Linked DNA regions of Homo sapiens: region 1 is linked to region 2. Evidence: read pairs that join two places in POLR2A ChIA-PET (ENCODE). Cell type or tissue: GM12878. All regions are shown on one strand. Each heading gives the region's core, and the rest is flanking DNA. Links, peaks and the distances in the headings are about the cores only.

Region 1 (6,046 bases), core at 389-5,388, 66 kb after region 2:
CCTTGGGGCTGCTCTGTCTGTGGAGAAGCCAATCTTTATTCCTTTACTTTCTTGATAAACTTGCTTTCACTTTACAGAGTCACCCTAATTCTTTCTTGTGCGAGATCCAAAAACCCTCTCTTAGGGTCTGGATTGGGACCCCTTTCCAGTAACAGAAGCACAAATACGGTTTTGTCGCCCACATTCTAGGGCTTCTGGATGTGCAAATACGGCTTTTCCCCCCGCATTCTAGGGCTTCTGGATGTGCAAATACGGCTTTTTCCCCCGCATTCTAGGGCTTCTGGATGTGCATTCTGGGCAGGCCTTAGATTCCAGGGTTAGCCACTGCAGTGACTGCTCAAGATCACTCCTTGGCCCCAGGCCAGACAGGGTGCAGAGGATGACTGTCCCAGGATGGATCACCCCAGAATCCCCAGTAGCAGCACATTACTTGTAAAAAACATTCTTTTCAGGATTTGTCCCACTCGAGACACTTTAATTTTAGAATAGGCTACACGACTGCTAATGAGTAGTAAGAGCAGACACTGTGCTTGGAGCCATAATAAACCCTCCTCCACTGGGAGTGCATCTTCACTTTCCCATTCCTGGAGGTGAGAAGAGAGAGTAGCTGAGAACATTCTGAGTTATGTAAGGCATACAACATTTATTTATTTATTTATTTTGAGACAGAGTCTTGCTCTGTGACCTAGGCTGGAGCGCAGTGATGTAATCGAGGCTCTCTGCAGCCCCTGCCTCCCGGGTTCAAACAATTCCCCGGGAGGCATACAAAATTTATCAGGCTCAGAGAGACAGCAGTATGGGGGGGCGGGGGCAAGGCGGGGGCAGTTGTTTAAAGGCATTTTGTTCCTGACTAGCTGCATCACCTATTATCTCCATGTTGCTAGCGTTTGTGATACAAAGAAAAATGTATAGCTAACCAATAGCTTATGTTATTTTAATGTAAATTTTTTATAAACAGCTGAGGAACTGCCTCTTTCATCCTTTAAAAACTCACTTGCAACTGCTGCTAATTGGAGGATATATTCAGAGCAACTTGAATCTATCTCTCCCGGCTTACAGTCCTCAAACTTGGCCCAAATAAACTCCACTTATATTAATTTTGCCTCAGTTTCTTCTTTAATCAACAAAGGGAAGGGAAGTGCCTAAGGGAAGTGGGGCTGCCTAAGAATGCTCAAAGCAAGCCCACCACTGAGGTCTGGGCAGAGAGTGATACTTCAGGCTTTACTGCTCCTCTCAACCTGGGAAATTTTCCTTTTGTTTTGCATTAAAATACAGTGGGGGCAACCAAACTCCCTCGATGAAAAAACGGATAAGGACAATTTGAAAAACACAAATAACTGAATACTCATTCAGCTTTTAAAAGACGAAATTGGCCAGGCGCGGTGGCTCACACCTATAATCCCAGCACTTTGGGAGCCCAAGGCGGGTGGATCACAAGGTCAGGAGATCGAGACCATCCTGGCTAACACGGTGAAACCCCGTCTCTACTAAAAATACAAAAAATTAGCCGGGCGTGGTGGCGGGCGCCTGTAGTCCCAGGTACTCAGAGGTTGAGGCAGGAGAATGTCGTGAACCCGGGAGGCGGAGCTTGCAGTGAGCCGAGATCGCACCACTGCACTCCAGCCTGGGCGACAGAGCCAGACTCTGTCTCAAAAAAAAAAAATTCAAAATTTTGTTATATGGACAATAGGGATAAATCTTGAGGACACTATGCCAAGTGAAATAACCAAGTAACAAAAGAGATACTGGGCCAGGTACGGTGGCTCACACCTGTAATCCCAGCACTTTGGGAGGTCCAGGCAGAAGGATCACGAGATCAGGAGATGGAGACCATCCTGGCCAACATGGTGAAACCCCGTCTCTACTAAAAATACAAAAATTAGCTGGGCGTAATGGCGCATGCCTGCAGTCCCAGCTACTCAGAAGGCTGAGGCAGGAGAATCACTTGAACCAGGGAGTCGGAGGTTGCAGTGAGTGGAGATCGCGCCACTGCACTCTAGCCTGGCGACAAAGGGAGACTCCGTCTTAAAAAAAAAAAAAAAAAGCCAGTGGCACAGTAATCATTCTCCTACAATTACCCATGCTATGTGAGTTAAAATAAAATTTTGTATGCTTATCTCCCTGTTAATCTGCCTATTGTCAGTTGATTTTGCAGCAAAACTTCAGAGAGTGAAGCAGCTTTCTCTTGGCCCCTACAGATTTGGCGCTGTGAGCAGGATCACCAAAACTGTTTAGCTCTTCTGAAGCCAGGAGTCCAAGGAACCTGGGGCCTGACAGGCCAGCAGAAGGGGAAGAATTTGGGAGTAGTTAGATTCTTGGCATCTGTAAAAAGTAAAGTAGAGGTTCCTCTTCAAAGACTTTCCTCCCCATCTAATTAGGAATAAATAGTAACTTCTATTAGAAGCAAAATTTATTCAAAGACCTGTGCTAACATTCTTAAATATCTGCTAGCCGTAATAAAGAAATCAATGTTCTTTATGTTCTTAGCTCCCACAATTTAGCCTAAATATCTGCCCTGGCATGCTTATACTGGTCCAAGTAAGCATTAGGTCACAGCCTGTTCCTCTTCCTTATTTGAAGGTGTTTTTACCTTTCTCAGCATTCCACCAGTTACTTCCTCTTTCCTTTGTTCCCCTCTACCTTTGCCTCTTTTAAAAAGTTCTAAGTTGCTAGCCAATCGAGACAAATACAGAATGTGAGGTCCCGCTCCAGCCAGTGGAAACCAGACACAGCAGTAGGGAGGACGCGTCAGGTTATAAATGACCCTGTCTCCTTTGTTCAATGCACTCTCATGGCAAAACTGCTGATGAGTGTACCCTTTCTGCAAGAAGTAAAAATGGCCTTACTAAATAAATTAAATTCATGTTCAAGTGCTATTTCTTTACCGCACCAAGGAAGAAACATTTCAAACAGCATCTGTCTGTGCAATCCAATCAAGCAGACAGTAAAACTGTTTCCTTTTCCTTTTCCAAATTTAAGATAAATGGAAAGAAAGAATTTATTTATTTATTTAGAATCAGCTCTGTTGCCCAGGCTGGAGTGCAGCGGGACAGTCATGGCTCACTGCAGACTTAACCTCCTGGACTCGAGGGATCCTCCTGCCTCAGCTTCCTGTGTAGCTGGGACCATAGGTGCACTCCACCATTCCCTGCTAACTTTTTGATTTTTTTGTAGAGATGGAGTCTCAGTTGTTGAGGCTGGCCTCAAACTCCTGTGTTACTGGAAAGGGGTCCCAATCTAGACCCCAAGAGAGGGTTACTGGACCTCCCACAAGAAAGAATACAGGGCGAGTCCATAGAGTAAAGTAAAAGCAAGTTTATTAGGGAAGTAAAAGAAACAAAAGAATGGCTACTGCATAGGTACAGCCGTGGTGTGAGCTGCTCAACCGAGTATACCTACAGTTATTTCTTGATTGTATGCTAAACAAGGGGTGAATTATTCATGAGTTTTCCGGGAAAGAGGACTGGATTTCCAGGAACTGAGGGTTCCTCCCCACTTTCAGACCATATAGGGTAACTTCTGGATGTTGCCATGGTATTTGTAAACTGTGGTGGTGCTGGTGGGAGTGTCTTTTAACACGCTAATGCCTTATAATAAGTATCACATAATGAGCAGTGAGGATTACCAGAGGTCACTTTCATCAGCATCCTGGTTCTGGTGGGTTTTGGCCGGCTTCTTTACCACATCCTGCTTTATCAGTGGGGTTGTTGTGACCTGTATCTTGTGCTGACCTCCTAACTCATCCTGTGACTAAGAATGCCTAAGCTCCTGGGAGCCCAGCAGTTCTCAGCTTTTTTTTACCCAGCCCATCTTCAAGATGGAGTCCCTCTTGTTCAAATATATCTGACATCTGGACTCAAGGAATCCTCCTGCCTTGGCCTCCCAAAGTACTGGAATTACAGGGTGAGCCACTGCACCCAGCCAAGAAAAGCATTTATACAGGCTAATTTTAGACACACAAACGCTGGTTTATTTTTGGTATGACTATTTCATGTTGTCTGATCTTTTTCCTTTCAGAAACATTCTTTTTTTTCCTGTGTCTCTGTCTTGCTGTCATAAAGATTCCCTCTCATCTTGCTTAATATCTTTTATGTCAGGCTCTCAAGAGCCTGACTTGTGACCAAGTGGGGAGCACTCTTGCTTGGTCTCTACCAACCCGGGGAGTGGTTGGGGGAGTGGCATGACTTTTGGGACTTTTGGGTCATGTGTGTTGGTCAGTTGTATTAGTCCATTTTCACTCTGCTTACAAAGACATACCCAAGACTGGGAAGAAAAAGAGGTTTAATTGGACTTACAGTTCCACATGGGCTGGGGAAGCCTCAGAATCATGGCAAAGGGCAAAAGCCACTTCTTACATGGCAGCAGCAAGAGAAAATGAGGAAGAAGCAAAAGTAGAAACCCCTGATAAATCCATCAGATCTTGTGAGACTTATTCACTATCACGAGAATAGCATTGAAAAGACCAGCCCCCGTGATTCAATTACTTCCCCTTGGGTCCCTCCCACAACATGTGGGAAATCTGAGAGGTACAATTCAAGTTAAGATTTGGGTAGAGGCATGGCAAAACCATATCATTCCACCCCTGGTGGCTCCAAATCTCATGTCCTCACATTTCAAAACCAATCATGCCTTCCCAACAGTCCCCCAAAGTCTTAACTCATTTCAGCATTAACCCAAAAGTCCATAGTCCAAAGCCTCATCTGAGAAAAGGAAAGTCCCTTCCACCTATGAGCCTGTAAAATCAAAAGTCAACTGGTTACTTCCTAGATACAATGGGGGTACTGGTATTGGGTGAATACAGCCGTTCCAAATGGGGGAAATTGGCCAAAACAAAGGGGTTACAGGGCCCATTCAAGTCTGAAATCCAGCAAGGCAGTCAAATTTTAAAGCTCCCAAAATGATCTCCTTTGACTCCAGGTCTCACATCCAGGTCACACTACTGCAAGTGGTGGGTTCCCATGGTCTTGGGCAGCTCTGCCTCTGTGGCTTTGCAGGATACAGCCTCCCTCCCGGCTGCTTTCATAGGATGGTGTTGAGTGTCTGCAGCTTTTCCAGGTGCATGGTGGAAGGTGTTGGTGGATCTAGCATTCTGAGGTCTGGAGGATGGTAGCCCTTTTCTCACAGCTTCACTAGGTGGTGCCCCAGTAGGGACTCTGTGTGGGGGCTCCCACCCCACATTTCCCTTCTGCATTGCCCTAGCATAGGTTCTCCATCGGGGCCCCACCCCTGCAGCAAACTTCTGCCTGGGCATCCAGGCATTTCCATATGCCCTTTGAAATCTAGGCAGAGGTTCTCAAACCTCAATTCTTGACTTCTGTGCACCCACAGGCTCAACACCACATGGAAGCTGCCAAAGCTTGGGGCTTCCACCCTCTTCTACCCTCTGAAGCCACAGCCTGAGCTGTACATTGGTCTCTTTCAGCTGGGACACAGGGCACCAAGTCCCCAGGCTGCACACAGCCTGGAGACACTGGGCCTAGCCCACAAAACCACTTTTTCCTCTGGGCCTCCAGGCCTGTGATGGGAGGGGCTGCCATAAAGGTCTCTGACATGGCCTGGAGACATTTTCCCCATGGTCTTGGGGATTAACATTAGGCTCCTTGCTACTTACTTGCAAATTTCTGTAGCCAGCTTGAATTTCTCCCCAGAAAATGGGTTTTTCTTTTCTCTTACATTGTCAGGCCACGAATTTTCCAAACTTTCATGCTCTGTTTCCCTTTTAAAACTGAAGGCTTTTAGCAGCACCCAAGTCACCTCTGGAATGCTTTGCTGCTTAGAAATTTTTTCCATCAGATACCCTAAACCATCTCTCTCAAGTTCAAAGTTCCACAAATCTCTAGGGCAGGGGCAAAGTGCCTTCATTCTCTTTGCTAAAACATAACAAGAGTCAGCCAGACTCGGTGGCTCACGCCTGTAATCCCTGCACTTTGGGAGGCCAACGTGGGTGGATCACCTGAGGTCAGGAGTTTGAAAACAGCCTGGCTAACATGGCAAAACACAGTCTCTACTAAAAATAGAAAAATTAGCGGGGAATGGTGGCGCACAC
Region 2 (6,046 bases), core at 395-5,394:
ATGCCTCAGTCTCAGACTTTGGCCTCCTGAACTGAGAGGCAATAAACTCTTGTTGTTTAGGCCGCTCTGTTTGTGATACTTTATTACAGCAGCTCTACCAGGTTAGGTATTGACAATAGTAACTACATAGAGCATATTACAGATGCATCAGGCACATTTGTAATTGGCTTGTTTGTCATGTGGAATTTGGAACCAGGATCACTGAGAGTCACCTGAGTGCCTACGCCTGGGCCTCTTCGGTTCCATCTGCTTTGCCTGGAGGGCTCTTCCGGCTCCTTCACAGCCCATCCCACGCTTCACTGAGCACCTGCTCCAATGTCACCCGCTCGGAGAGGCACTCGCCAAACGTGAGCAGAGAAGCACCCCTCGCCGTCACTCCAGTTTTTCTTATAGCTCTTATACACAGGGTATATTGTTTAGCATGTCTATTATCTGTTATCACTTCCCTAAAAGAACGGTTGTGAAAACAGGATTTTGGTCTGTTTTACTCACTGCTGCTGTCAGTGCCCACCACAGAGCCCCCAGAGGGCCTGCAAAATGAAGGGACAAAATCATGTCTGTTGAACAAACTTAGAGAAGCAGAAGTCAAATTGCCAAGGAAGAGTAATATTCTAAGGCGATTTGCTAAGGAAGGGTAATACCCTAAGGCGAGGAAATGAAGGCACTGCAGGAAGACTTCATAGAAAGAGATATGGTCACATCTGAGGATTGGCTGATGGGAGAGGTCCAAGGAAGTATCAGAGCTTTGTGAACAGAGGTTGGTTGTTAATTATGGATTAGTGGATTACTCCTCTGGGAAGACCTTTCCTGCCAAATTTTGTCTTGAATGCTGATCTGGCTGGTATATATATTAATAATGTGAATGAATGAAGACCTATCCAATTTGCTTATTGTATTTGTAGATATTATTGTCAGAATGAAGATTCAAAACTGCCTAGTCAATGGGTCAAAAGACAGGTAAGATGAGGTTTAGCAAAGCTAAATTGGAGGTCCCACCCTTAAGCTGAGAGCCAGATGAAGAAGCCCTGTAGAGAGCCCATTAGCAACATCTCCTAAGGCAATGCACTGGGAATTAAGGCAGTGGCTTGGGAGGTCACAGACGTTTGTCTACACTGAGTTCCACTACCTTCTCTCTGAGTGTCCTTGGACAAAGTTATGAGGCTCCCTGAATTTTATTTTCTCCTCTTTAAATTGGAGACACAGATACCCTACCCTATAGCATCTTTCTGAAGCCAACTGAGAAAATCCATGTAAGAACATGAAAGAGCAGGTGATACAGGGAAAGTGATACAGGAAAGTGGTACAGGGAAAGTGCATGATTATTAGTGGGTATTCCCTACTACTGTTTACTGCAGAATTCCAACATGAATCAAAAGGCTTATGTAACTGCCAAAAAAAACAAGGAAATCAGAGATTCCACCAGTGAAACCATAGTTCTCTGCAACAGGAGGTAAAACATCCACCATGCATCATCAGGTCTGGGCACCACATTTCAAAGACAGACACTAACAAACCAGCCTGTGTACCTGGGAGAGCATGGCTACATAGGTGAAGGTGCTGAGCCATGACACTGTTGAGGATATAGAGGCTGCAGTGTAAGAGTCCTCTCCTAGTGTAGAGGCTGCAGGGTGAGAGCTCTTTCCTAGTGTAGAGGCTGCATGCACTATGCGATAACTTGCATGCTTGCAAGCATGCACACATAAAATGGGTGACTATTCATGTGAGTGTCTTGGAAGCAAGTTTTTCCCTCAACAGGCAATTGGGCTGCACCATCTCTAAGGTTTCTTCCAACACTAAGAAACTCTAGTTCTATAATCATAAATTAGCATAAATTATCTTATTAGCAGCAGTATACATTATATGCCTCCAGTCCTTCAAAGCATTTCTGATGTTTTTACCTCCTTACTCTACCTTCAGCTCTGCCTGACCAAAGTAACCCCCATCCACATTTTCCAAATAATTCACCTCTGAAAAGAAGTTACTTTTCTGGTAAGACACCCATGAAGACTTACCCCAGTTTCTGCAGGTTACACTGTGGATTCTTGGCTTTTTCACATAAAATTGCGACTCCTGAGTCTCCCAAGGCATTCTCCCCCACATAGAGTCTGGTCAGGGAATGGCTGGTGCTCAATACTGATGCAAGATCCTGACAACATGCTGATGTGAGGCAGCAGCTGACCAACCTTCCATAGAGATGGCAGAATGTCAGTCATGTCTCTCACCCACGCTCCACCATGGACAAGGAAGCACCCGTACCTGCCACTGCCTCTACTCCAGTTTACACATGGAAAGGGAGTGGACACAAGCTCTATGTACACTTCTGATTTCCTTTTCCATTTGGTGGAATAACAAGTAAGCATTCTCCAAGCTCCCACCAATACTACATCTTCCCAGCTCCCTACATTCAGCTTTATTGTGGTAAAATACGTGTAAAATAAAATTTACCATTTTAACCATTTTTAAGTGCACAATTAATGGCCTTAAGCACTTCACATTGTTGTGCAACCATCACCACCACCATCTCCAGAACTCCTTTCATCTTGCAGAACTGAAACTCCATAACCATTAAACAATGTCTTCCCACTCTCCGCCCTCCCATTGCCTGCAACCACGTTTCTTCCTGTCTCTATGAATCTGTCTGTTCTAGACACCTCCTATAAGGACAATCAGAGTATTTGCCCTTTCGAGTCTAGCTTATCTTACTTAGCATAATGTCCCCGAGGCTCATCCATGTTGTAGTGTGTACTAGAATTCTTTTTAAAGCTGAATGTACATATATAGCACTTTTCAACACCCTTCATCCGTTGAAGGACGTTTGGTTATTTCCACCTTTTGGCTATTTCTAATAGTGTTGCTATGGACATAGATGTACAAATAACATGTTTGAGTTCCTGCCTTCTGTTTTTTTTAATGCTTCCTCTGTCACCCAGGCGGGAGTACAGTGACGGGATCTTGACTCACTGCAACCCCCGCCTCCCAGGTTCAAAAGATTCTCTTGCCTCCACCCCGAGTAACTGGGATTACAGGCATGCACCACCATGCCTGGCTAATTTTTGTATTTTTAGTAGAGACAAGGTTTTACTATGATGGCCAGGCTAGTCTCGAACTCCCGACCTCCAGTGATCCACCTGCCTCAGCCTCCCAAAATGCTGGGATTACAGGTGTGAGCCACCGCTCCTGGCTGAGTTCCTGCTTTGAACTCTTTTGCAGATATACCCAGCAGTGGAAATGCTGGCTCCAGTAGTAATTCTGTATTTATTTTTTAGGAATTGCTGTGCTGTTTTCCATAGTGGCTGCATCATTTACATTCCCACCAGCAACACACAATGGCTTCCATTTCTCCGCACCCACACCAATACTTGTTGTTTTCTAGTTTTCTTGCTTTTGTTTGATAATAGCCATCCTAATGGGTGAGAAATGGCCCTTCCATTTTTAAGTGGTTTTTTCTCTCCTTCAAAATGCAAGTCTCCCAGAAGCACTCAGGGAAGGGCTGCATACAACATCGAGGGTCTGCATTGCTTTAGCACCATTTTTCTTATACAATATGAGGACCCAGGGCTTGTCATGAAGTTCTAAAACTCCTCTAAAGCAATGCATTACACTGATTTTTTCTTTTTGTCAGCTAGGCAGTAGGCACCCTAAAGGCAGACATCTTCTTTTTGTTATTATTTATGCTCCTTGTCAGGGTTGAGTGTGTGGCTTTCCCCACGACAAACACTCACTGACCGCAATGCTAGACACCCCAAGACAAGCACACGCAGTCACCCGAGCCGCCAAGGCCATTCTCACTCAAACCCCAGCCCACCGGGCCTCACTGAAGCCAGAGTGCGCAGCACGCCTCGCTGGCAGAACTTCCTTAGGGGAACGGGCTCGACTCACCAGAGCTTCTTCAGATTGCACAACAGGTGCTTCAGTCCCACACACAGAAGTCTGATTCCGAAGTCACCGAGGGCGTTGTCACTCAGGTCCAGCTCCACCAGCTTCTGGTTGCTGCTGAGGACCAAGGAGATGTCGAAGCAGCACTCATGCGAGAGGCCACAGCGCCCCAACCTTCATGCCAAGAACAGAGGCAGAAAGCATCAGAACACACCTGACCAGAGAGCTCCAGAACAGAGGAAGCATCAGGACACACCTGATCAGGAAGCTCCGGAATAGAGAAAGCATCAGAACACATCTGATCAGAGAGCTCCGGAATACAGAAAGCATCAGAACACACCTGACCAGAGAGCTCCGGAATAGAGAAAGCATCAGAACACATCTGACCAGAGAGCTCCAGAATAGAGAAAGCATCAGGACACACCTGACAAGAGAGCTCTGGAATAGAGAAAGCATCAGGACACACCTGACCAGAGAGCTCTGGAATAGAGAATGCATCAGGACACACCTGACCAGAGAGCTCCGGAATAGAGAAAGCATCAGGACACACCTGACCAGAGAGCTCCGGAATAGAGAAAGCATCAGGACACACCTGACCAGAGAGCTCTGGAATAGAGAAAGCATCAGGACACACCTGACCAGAGAGCTCTGGAATAGAGAAAGCATCAGAATACACCTGACCAGAGAGCTCCGGAATACAGCACAAGGCACATTGGGAGGTCAGCCCCCAGTCTCCCCAGTCACAGCAGAGGGATCACCTGTCAGTGAACTCCCGGCCGTAAACAGTGCCGGGTGCATTGAGATCACCCCCCAGACATGTGAATGGTGCGCTCCTGGTTTGTAAGTGAAGCGGGCGGTGTGGGCCTGTGCACCCACCTCCTTCCCTCGTGTTCCTAACCATTGACGTGCCCGCAGTCGGCACTGCCCTCGCCAGTGCTGCACTCAGCTATTTCTTGTCTTCACCAACATTGTCACCCCATTGTGTTTGACGATTTCATCCCAGCCCTCCATCTATATTGAAAGGAAAAGCAGCTCTGATTCTTTTTCTTTTCTTTTCTTTTCTTTTTTTAAAGACAGGGTCTCACTTTGTTGCACAGGCTGGAGTGCACTGGCGAGATCATAGCTCACTGCCACCTCGAACTCCTGGGCTCAAGGGATCCACCTGCCTCAGCCTCCCAAGTGGCTGCAAATACAGGCATGTGCTACCATGCTTAGCCATTTTATTTTATTTATATTTTATTTTTATTATTATTATTATCTTCTAAAGACAAGGTCTCACCAGCTTGCTCAGGCTGGTTTTGAACTCCTGGGCTCAGGTGATCTGCCCACCTCAGCCTCTCAAAGTGCTGGGATTCCACATCCCGCTGCAGCTCTGATTCTTGATTAGTTTCCCCGTCACACACATGCACACAAACACACACGCACATCACTACCACCGTCACCACCACCACCAGCAACAAAAACTATACTTTATCCCTGTCATGGGGGCAAGAACAACATTCTAGCTTCTTTCCAGGGCAATAGTTCATAGGTCCTGGAGCCTGTTAGACCACCTTCCTTTCTGTCCCTATCCTTACACCAACTTCAAGCAAATGGACAAATGGATCTCTACTTCTCTGCGAAGCATCTCACTGTCCCCTACCCTTCCCTGTTTGTGTCTGCCTCTCCAGAATCATACAGGGGCAATGGCAGTGGGGAGAGAATTTGGGCATGAAGTTGGAGAAATAAGGTTAAATGTCCCAAACAACCAGTCTCCATGGCACTACGATTTGAAATTTACCAAAAGAGCAAAGATGAAGAGTGTGATCTATATACATAATGGAATACTGCTCAGCCATAGAAAAGAATGAAGTCACATCTTTGAAGCCACACAGATGGAACTGGAGGCCATTACCTTAAGTGAAACAACTCAGAAACAGAGTCAAATACCACACGTTCTCACTTACAAGTGGGAGCTAAACAAAGGGTAACATCCATAGAGCATGGAATGATAGACACTAGAGCCTCAGAAGGGTGGGAGGGTGGGAGCCAGGTGAGGGCTGGAAAATTATTTATTGGGTACAATGTTCACTATTTGGGTAAGAGTTACACTAAGGCCGGGCACGGTGGCTCACGCCTGTAATCCCAGCACTTTGGGAGGCCGAGGCGGGTGGATCACGAGGTCAGGAGT

What was found. ChIA-PET counts read pairs that join two places held together with the same protein. Peaks named below come from ENCODE experiments on the same cell type or tissue, not always from the same donor. Only the 100,000 strongest peaks of a DNase experiment are listed, where the experiment ranks them.
Region 1: POLR2A ChIA-PET joins it to region 2 with 11 read pairs; 4 of 35 experiments call an interaction of 5 or more read pairs at or near these places.

What each region holds. Positions count from the first base shown.
Region 1 is chr1:247,365,710-247,371,755 of GRCh38, reverse strand. All of the region lies in intron 1 of ZNF496-DT (ZNF496 divergent transcript), which reads right to left. Among named protein-coding and RNA genes, the nearest start is that of ZNF496-DT, 37 kb to the right of the region's middle. In GM12878, for the core only: no CTCF peak of the experiment used is centred there; no DNase peak of the experiment used is centred there.
Region 2 is chr1:247,432,107-247,438,152 of GRCh38, reverse strand. NLRP3 (NLR family pyrin domain containing 3) reads right to left here. Exons shown (of 10, transcript NM_001243133.2): 6 at 3,880-4,050; 7 at 2,013-2,183. Among named protein-coding and RNA genes, the nearest start is that of NLRP3, 19 kb to the right of the region's middle. RefSeq lists an enhancer at 2,656-2,765. In GM12878, for the core only: no CTCF peak of the experiment used is centred there; a DNase peak (open chromatin) is centred at 2,602.